Linked DNA regions of Homo sapiens: region 2 is linked to region 1. Evidence: chromatin contacts called from ENCODE Hi-C or POLR2A ChIA-PET data. All regions are on one chromosome and are shown on one strand. Each heading gives the region's core, a stretch centred on a gene start or an enhancer-like site at or near the end of the contact. The rest is flanking DNA. Distances are from core to core; before and after follow the strand shown. Region 1 overlaps ZNF541 (zinc finger protein 541). Region 2 holds the start of SELENOW (selenoprotein W).

What was found. A loop is a pair of places that touch in the nucleus more often than their neighbours do. ChIA-PET counts read pairs that join two places held with the same protein, here RNA polymerase II (POLR2A). Pooled maps may share reads with other maps.
Region 2: a loop to region 1 is called in a pooled map, with 2.5 times the contacts of the local background. The contact joins the promoter of SELENOW here to the enhancer-like site in region 1. A Hi-C loop is called at or near these places in 1 of 50 pooled maps. POLR2A ChIA-PET finds 5 or more read pairs at or near these places in 3 of 52 experiments (A549, GM12878 and activated CD4-positive, alpha-beta T cell).

Annotation. Positions count from the first base shown.
Region 1 is chr19:47,539,262-47,543,473 of GRCh38, reverse strand. ZNF541 (zinc finger protein 541) reads left to right here. Exons shown (of 17, transcript NM_001277075.3): 6 at 2,523-2,581; 7 at 3,139-3,298; 8 at 3,596-3,769. Among named protein-coding and RNA genes, the nearest start is that of NAPA, 26 kb to the right of the region's middle. Within about 2 kb of position 1,313, at least 8 of the 41 ENCODE cell types and tissues checked have a DNase peak (open chromatin) inside an H3K27ac peak, as active enhancers do.
Region 2 is chr19:47,777,298-47,781,525 of GRCh38, reverse strand. It overlaps SELENOW (selenoprotein W), which reads right to left and starts at 2,823. Exons shown (of 6, transcript NM_003009.4): 1 at 2,712-2,823; 2 at 777-801; 3 at 609-662; 4 at 344-418; 5 at 138-236. The coding sequence starts at 2,740. The coding sequence ends at 156. RefSeq lists an enhancer at 1-458 and silencers at 2,526-2,665, 2,676-2,935.

The sequences.
Region 1 (4,212 bases), core at 64-2,563:
GTTTTCTGATTGTGAGTCTTGGTTTCCACAAGCACAAGTGGGCACCTGCATCGTGCCCCACACTTAAGCACATTGATAATTATTCACTGGTTCCTCCAGATGTTGTGTTTGGAGGGCCTGGTCCAAAGAGCTCATCCAGGTCTCCTGACTCCATGTCCAACCTGGGCAACATGGCGAAACCCTGTCTCTACCAAAATTTAAAAAAAATTAGTTGGGCATGGTGGTGCACGCCTGTGGTCCCAGCTACTCAGGAGGATGAGTAGCTTCCCATCATACCACAGCTACCTCATTTTTGTTTTGTTAACATCTTTATTATTCAGGTGCCAAATAATGCACCATTTTATTTTTTATATATTTTTTAGAGATGGAGGGGGTCTCGCTATGTTGCCCAGCCTGGTCTTGAACCCCTGGGCTCAAGCAATCCTCTCATCTCGGCCTCCTAAAGTGTTGGGATTACAGGCATGAGCCACCATGCCCAGCCAAATCCACCACTTTATTTTATTTTTTAAATTTATTTTATTTATTTATTTATGATGGAGTCTCACTCTGTCGCCCAGGCTGGAATGCAGTGGTGCTATCTCAGCTCATTGCAACCTCCGCCTCCTGGGTTCAAGCAGTTCTCTGCCTCAGCCTCCGAGTAGCTGGGATTACAGGCATGCGCCACCACATCTGGCTAATTTTTGTGTGTTTAGTAGAGACGAGGTTTCACCATCTTGGCCAGGCTGGTCTTGAACTCCTGACCTCGTGATCCACCCGCCTCAGCCTCCCAAAGTGCTGAGATTGCAGGTGTGAGCCACTGTGCCTGGCCAAATTTATTTTTGAGACGGAGTCTCTCACTCTGTTGCCCAGGCTGGAGTATAGTGGTGCAATCTTGGCTTACTGCAGCCTCTGCCTCCCAAGTTCAAGCAATTCTCCTGCCTGGGCCTTCCAAGTAGCTGGGATTACAGGCACACATCACCATGCCCAGCTAATTTTTGTATTTTTAGTAGAGCCAGGGTGTCACTGTGTTGGCCAGGCTGGTCTTTCCTGACCTCAGGTGATGTGCTTGCCTCGGCCTCCCAAAGTGCTGAGATTACAGGCATGAGTCATGGTGCCTGGCCTGAATACACCATTTTAAAGTGTAGCGTTGGGTAATTTGTAGTATATTCACAAGATCGTGCAACCATCCCCACTCTTTGCCAGAACAGTTTCATCTCCCCAAAAGGAACCCCACATTTCTTAGTTGTCACCCACAATCTCGCCCTCCCCCCAGGGCCTGGCAGCCACGAGTCTCCTTTCTGTCTCTGTGGATGTGTCTGTTCTGGACATTGCATATGAGTGGAATCATGCACTCTGTGGCATTCGTATCTGGCTTCCTTCACTCAGCATGACGTTTTCCAGGCTCATCCGTGGGGTGGCAAACGGCAGAGCTGCATTCCTTTCCATGACTGAGTGATCCTCTGTTGGATGGATAAGGCCGCGTTTTATTTGTCTGTTCATCAGTGGATGGACATTTGGGTTGTTTCCACTTTTTGGCTATTTTGAATATGGTGCTGCTGTGAATATTCACCCATGTACAAATTTTTATGGGGATTTATGTTCTAGGAGTAGAATCGCCAGGTCGTACAGCAGTTCTGTTTTAGGTCTGAGGAACTACTAGGCTGTTTTGCTTGTTTCCTCTTCCCACCCACAGTGTATGAGGGCTCCACATTCTCCATGTCCTCACTAACACTTGTTATTGTCCGTGGTTTGTTTAAATTATAACTACCCTGGCGGGTGTGAAGCAGTATCTCATTGTGGTTTTGATTTGTATTTCCCCGTGGCTGCTGACGTTGAACACCTTTCTGTGTTCTTATTGGCCATCTGTGTATCTTTCTAGAAGAAATGTCTGTTCAGGTCCTTTGCTTATTTTTTAAAATCAGATTACTATTTTTTGAGTTCTCTATATATTCTGGATGCAAGACCCTTATCTGACACATGACTTGCAAATATTCTTTCATTTTGTGGTCTGTCTTTTCACTTTATTTATGATACCATTTGCAGGACAAAAGTTTTTATTTTTTATTTTTTATTTTTTTTTGAGACAGGGTCTCACTGTCACTCAGGCTGGAGTGAAGTTGTACGATCATGGCTCACTGCAACCTTGAACTCCTGGCTCAAGTGATTCTCCCACCTCAGCCTCCTGAGTCGCTGGGACCTCAGGCCCATGCCAGTATGCCAGGCCAATTTTTGTATTTTTTGTAGAGATGGGGTTTTGCCATGTTGCCCAGGCTGGTCTCAAACTCCTGGGCTGAAGCAATCCTCCCACCTCGGCCTCCCAAAGTCCTGGGATCACAGGCATGAGCCACCACGCCTGGCTAAAAGTTTTACATTTTGATGAAGTCTAATTTGTCTGTTTTGCTTTGGTGTCTTATCTAAGAAACCACTGTCTAATCCAAGGTCATGAAGATTTACTCTGATGTTTTCTTCTAAAAGTCTGTAATTTGAGCTCTTCTTGCCTCTTCATTTTGGATGTGTTGGTTCAGATGCATTTTCATCTTCAGGGTGGAAACATCTACAGGCTCCCCCATCCGGTGAAGGAAGAGAATGTGGCAGGCAGAGGGTAAGTTAAGAAGCCCCCGATCCTGCATGCACCCTGGCAGGAGTCCTCTGGCCTTCCTGTGCCGGCCCTGGACAAGTGAGTGGGGAGGATGCTTTCAGTCCTAATGGGATTAGGGTACAGCCTCCATTTTATAGGGTTTATCAAGAGTAGTCAGGCTGGACGCGGTGGCTCACGCCTGTAATCCCAGCACTTCAGGAGGCTGAGGCAGGGGGATCATTTGAGGTCAGGAATTCGAGACCAGCCTGGCCAACATGGTGAAACTCTGTCTCTACTAGAAATATAAAAATTAGCCACGTATATTGGCACACACCTGTAATCTTAGCTACTTGGGAGGCTGAGGCACGAAAATCACTTGAACCCAGGAGGTGGAGGTTACAGTGAGCCGAGATGGTGCCACCGCACTCCAGTCTGGGCAACAGAGTGAGACTCCATCTCCAAAAAAAAAAAAAAGTCAGTGGATTGGAGTTATAGACAAAAAAGAAAAAAAAACAACAAAAAATCAGTGATCAAGGACAGAGTCCTAATCTCCCACTCTTCTTTCCTGCCATGTCCCACAGTAACCAGCAAAACGGCAGTCCCACAGACTGGACGAAGCCCAGGAGCACTTTTGTCTGCAAGAACTGCAGCCAGATGTTTTATACGGAGAAAGGGCTGAGCAGCCACATGTGTTTTCACAGCGACCAGTGGCCGTCACCTCGAGGGAAGCAGGAACCGCAGGTGAAGGGGGACGACCAGTGGCTTGGTGGTTACTGGGTTTCTGGCAGGCCTGTGGGGAGTAAACGAGATTGGTGTCACTTATCTCAGGATGGGGACGTCACTCTGGGTCGGGGGCTGGAGTCAGGCTGTGTGGCTCTCCAGGGGCAGGCCATTGCCATGGGCTGCAGCAGCTCTCCAGCTTGGTCCATGCCACAGACTCACTGCTGTTTTCTATGACAGCTTTTTTTGCTGAAGCAGCTCTTCCTTTCCCCACCTACCTTATCTCTTAAAGAGCCATCTCTTCTCTTCTGTGTTTAGGTGTTTGGCACAGAGTTTTGCAAGCCGCTAAGACAGGTGCTGAGGCCAGAAGGGGACAGGCATAGTCCCCCAGGAACCAAGAAGCCCTTGGACCCCACAGCTGCAGCCCCTTTGGTGGTCCCCCAATCGATCCCCGTGGTTCCAGTGACCCGACACATAGGGAGCATGGCCATGGTGGGTGCTTGTCGGCCTGCCTCCTTCCTGCCACTGCCCGCAGCTGCTGGGGGAAGCCGTAGGAAAAACCCAAACCAGATACCACAGAAAATCTTTGACTCCAGGCTGGATGTGGTGGCTCATGCCTGTAATCCCAGCACTTTGGGAGGCTGAGGCGGGTGGATTGCCTGAGCTCAGGTATTCGAGACCAGCCTGGGCAACATGGTGAAACCCTGTGTCTACTAAAAATACAAAAAAATTAGCTGGGCATGGTGGCAGGCACCTGTAAACCCAGCTACTCGGGAGGCTGAGGCCCGAGAATCACTTGAACCCAGGAAGGAGAGGTTGCAGTGAGCTGAGATCACAACACTGCACTCTAGCCTGGGTAACAGAGTGAGACTCTGTCTCAAAAAAAAAAAAAAAAAAAAGAAAATCTTGATCCAGAAGAACCTGGTTTGCATGTT
Region 2 (4,228 bases), core at 1,574-4,073, 240 kb before region 1:
ACTTTATCCCGCTCGCTCTGGGGACACACGTGATGTCCCCCCCATCTCCCAGGCTCTCCACCCTGGGCCAAGGAGTCAGAGCATGGGGCAGGGAGAAGATCCAAAGGGTGGTGTCCCTGTCTAGTGGGCCCCCTCACCTCTGCCTTCAGGGCGCATTAGCCCTGAGCCAAGGCGGCTTTGATGGCGGCCACCAACTTCAGAAACTTGCTTTCTGTGTCCACGTAGCCATCGCCTTTCTAGGGAGGGGAGGAAGAGGGAAGGGGTGAGCTGGGACCGAGACACCAACCTCAGCCCCAACCCCATGCTAGCCCCAAAACCAGGCAGGACGGACAGACAGACATACCTTCTTAGAGTGAATCAACTTCCCGGCTACCATCACTTCAAAGAACCCGGTGGCCTGGGGAGTTCCCTCGCCGCACTGAGGAAAGGGGGTAGGGGAGATGTTGGAGGGGCTAAGATGTCCTCTTGGGGAGACCCTCCCCTTCCCAGGGGGATGAGAACATGGGTGAAGGGCGTAGGGCTGACCTAACCCCCCTGCAGTGCCATCCAGGCCTAACGGACCGACACAGTGGCTGTGCTCAAGTCTTTCTCCCCATCCCAAGACTCACGATGTCCAGGCGGCCGGGGAACTCATCTTCTAACTTCTTCTTGAGCTGAAGATACTGAAAACGCGGTGAGAGGTCACAGCAGGGGTCATACCAGTCAGCCCCCTCCCAATATGCACTCTACCCCTCCCCAGCTCCCAGGAATGCCCCCCGGGCATCCACTCTGCTTACCTTGGACTTGTAGCCTCAAGCGCCACTGGTAGGAGAGTCCAAGACATTGGGGCCCAGGGGAGAGAGGGAGAAGTGGGGGATCGGGGAGAGGAGGGTAGACACAGGCGGTGTGGGGAGAGAGCAAGATGGGGCCAGGAAGAAATAAAGAGGAACACAGATGACCAAGCAGAAGAGGTGACAGATGCCCTCAAGAGAGAAGACAGGCACCAGCCAGGCAGAGTTTTGGGACACAGCACAGGGGGTGGCGCGGGGACACACAGAGACACACAGAAAACCAACACCAAGCAAGAGACAGAGAAGGGGGAGGGGAAAAAGGGGAGAGAGGAGACAAGGAGACCACAAATACGAGAGACGGGGACGGGGGAAAACCAGGAGAACTGGATTAGGAGAAGAACAGCACACGTAAGGTCCCCACCCACTCCCTGTGCCCACCACCCTCACCCACAGCCCTCGCAGCACTCCAAGGAAAACCCTGCGGCTCCTGGATTCTTACACCACGCCCAGCTAATTTTTGTATTTTCACCATGTTGGCCAGGCTGGTCTCGAACTCCTAACCTCAGGGGATCGGCCCGCCCCAGCCTCCCAAAGTGCTGAGATTACAGGCAGGAGCCACCGCACCCGGCCCCGCAGCTCCTAGATTCTGAACACCTTCCCAGTCCCCAGGGTGAAATACAGGCTCACCCAACCCCCACAGCAGGCTATTTCGGGACTGGAATCTGGTGTACAGGCCTGGTAGGCGTCTCAAAATGTCACTCTTGCCTCTGCTTTGTCGAGCAGGCAGAGACGTTGGAAAGCTGCCGACAAACCCAGGTTCCAGTTACCCCTGTCACCTGCAGTCCAGACTTGAAGCTACTGACCTGCCCCCACCCCAGTCCCAGCCTCAGTTTTCTCACCTGTAACATAGAACTAAAATTCCTCTCTTTAATTTACTTTTTTTTTTTGAGACAGAGTCTCGCTCTGCTGTCCAGGATGGAGTGCAGTGGCACGATTTCAGCTCACTGCAACTTCCGCCTTCCGGGCTCCAGTGATCCTCCTGCCTCAGCCTCCCAAGCAGCTGCGACTACAGGAGTGCGCCACCATGCCCGGCTAACTTTTTAAGTTTCTGTAGAGACGAGGGGGGGGTCTCCCTGGGTTGCCCAGGCTGGTCTCGAACTCTTGGGCTCAAGCGATCCACCCGCCTCAGCCTCCCAGTGTTTGGATTACAGGCGTGATCAACGGCACCTGGCCTAAAATTCCCCTCTCTTAAGGGATTCCTGGGAGGATAAATTCATTGAACACGTATTTATTAAATACCTACAGCATGCCACACAGTATTAGGTGCTGGGGAGTGGAGAGAACGTAATTTATATCCTATCCTATTATACCCTTCCTGAGACTTGCAGAAATTAAGCGTGTTCGGTATTGACACAGAGCCTCCCTCTTGCCACAGACGGAAAACTGAGGCCAGAAAAGGAGTGGGGTTCGTGGCCAAGGGAACCCACTGGGCAGAGGCCAACAATTCAAGTGCTTCTGAAACACAGGCTGAGACATTCTCGAACCTTCTGGGCTCTCACTGTCCCCACCCCGCGACTGTTCGGGATATTGGGGGAGGGGAAGCCTTAGGGTGGAGGAGCCTTAGGTCCCTTTACAAAGCTGACCCCCAGCCCCTTCCCCAGCGGAGCCCCGGAGTCGGGGGTTCGAAATTGACACACACTCGTCTCAGCCCCACCTTTTATAACCCGAGATGCCCAGCGTGTCACAAGTCGAAGACGGGGCCTAGGGACGACCGCCCTCTGTTTTTCGCCCCTCCGTACGCCCACCCCACCCACATACAGGGGCTCCCTTTTCCCATACAAGGGCTCCCATGGGTCCTCTCCCCGGGGCTCCCTGACCCCGGCTCCGAGAATCGGGTCCCGGCGGGGGTCGGGGACGGGGGCCGCTGGCCGCTGGGCTTACCAATAAACGACTCGGACGGCGAGAGCCATGGCTCGGGGCTGCCACATCCGCTGAGGAGCGGACGCCCGGGCCACACTAACCTCCCACCTGGACGCGCTAGGTCTGCGCGAGTGCGGCGGGAACCTGCGCAGAAAGGATGGAGCCTCGGCTTCCCCTGGCGCCAACCAATGCCAGGGAGGGGCGGTGGGCGGTGGGCGGAGAGGCGCCAAGGCGGAGGATAAGGAACCCGCGACCCGCCAGCCCGAGGCCCCCACACAAGTCTCCTTCCCATCCTCCTGTTGGGCTGGAGAGAGTCTCGATACAGGCAGTCCCCGGGGGAAGCCCTCCGCGCGTCCCCTCCCAGGTCCCCCCGGCCAGAATGGTACGGCCCACGGGGGCGGTGATTTACGGCTGGCCGCTCCCAGCTGGACCCGGAATCAGCCTCAAGGGTGGTCTTTTCACTGCGTGGGCTTGGGGACGGCGCGGTGGGGACAGAAGCAGGGCGCGATTCTTGAGTCCCTCACCTCCCCTGGAGAGGGCGAGGGGGCGAGAGGGGAAGGATTCGGGGTAGACCAGGTGAGGGAGGAGACAGGGAGTTGAGGGGGAGGTTTTCAGGGAGCGGTCCAGGGCCCACAGTTGCCTTATAAAGACCTGCAGCCGCAGGGCGCGGTGGCTCACGCCTGTAACCCCAGCGCTTTGGGAGGCAGAGGCAGGAATTCAAGACCAGCCTGGGCAACATAGCCAGACTGCGTCTCTACAGAATAATAATAATAATACATTAGTGGCTGGGTGCGTTGGCTCACGCCTGTAATCCCAACACTTTGGAAGGCCGAGGCGGGCGGATCACTTGAGGTCAGGAGTTCAAGACCAGCCTGGCCAACATGGAGGAACCCCGTCTCTATTAAAAATACAAAAATTAGATGGGCGTGGTGGCGCGTGCCTGTAGTCCCAGCTACTCGGAAGGCTGAGGCAGGAGAATTACTTGAACCTGGGAGGCGGAGGTTGCAGTGAGCCAAGATCAGGCCAATGCACTCCAGCCTGGGTGACAGAGCGAGGCTCCACCTCAAATAAATAAATAGATAATAAATCAGCCGGGCGTGGTGGTGTGTGCCTACAGTCCCAGGCTACTTGAGAGGCTTAGGCAGGAGGCTCGCTTGAGCGCAGGAGTTTGGAAGCTGCTGTGAGCCGTGATTGCACCACTGCACTCCAGCTTAGGCCACCAAGCAAGACCCTCTCTAAAAAAACAAAAGGCCTGCTGCGGCTGGGCACGGTGGCACATACCTGTAATCCCAATGCTTTGGGAGGCCGAGGCAGGAGGACTGCTTGAGCCCAAGAGTCTGAGACCAGCTGGGGCAACATAGCAAGACCCCATCTCTACAAAAACTTTTAAAATTAGTCCGTGTGGTGGCATGTACCTGTACTCCCAGTTACTGGGGAGGCTGAGGTGGAAGGATCACTTTAGCCCAGGAGTTTGGGGCTGCAGTGAGCCGTGATTGTGCCACTGCCACCCCAGCCTGGACAACAGAGTAAGACACTGT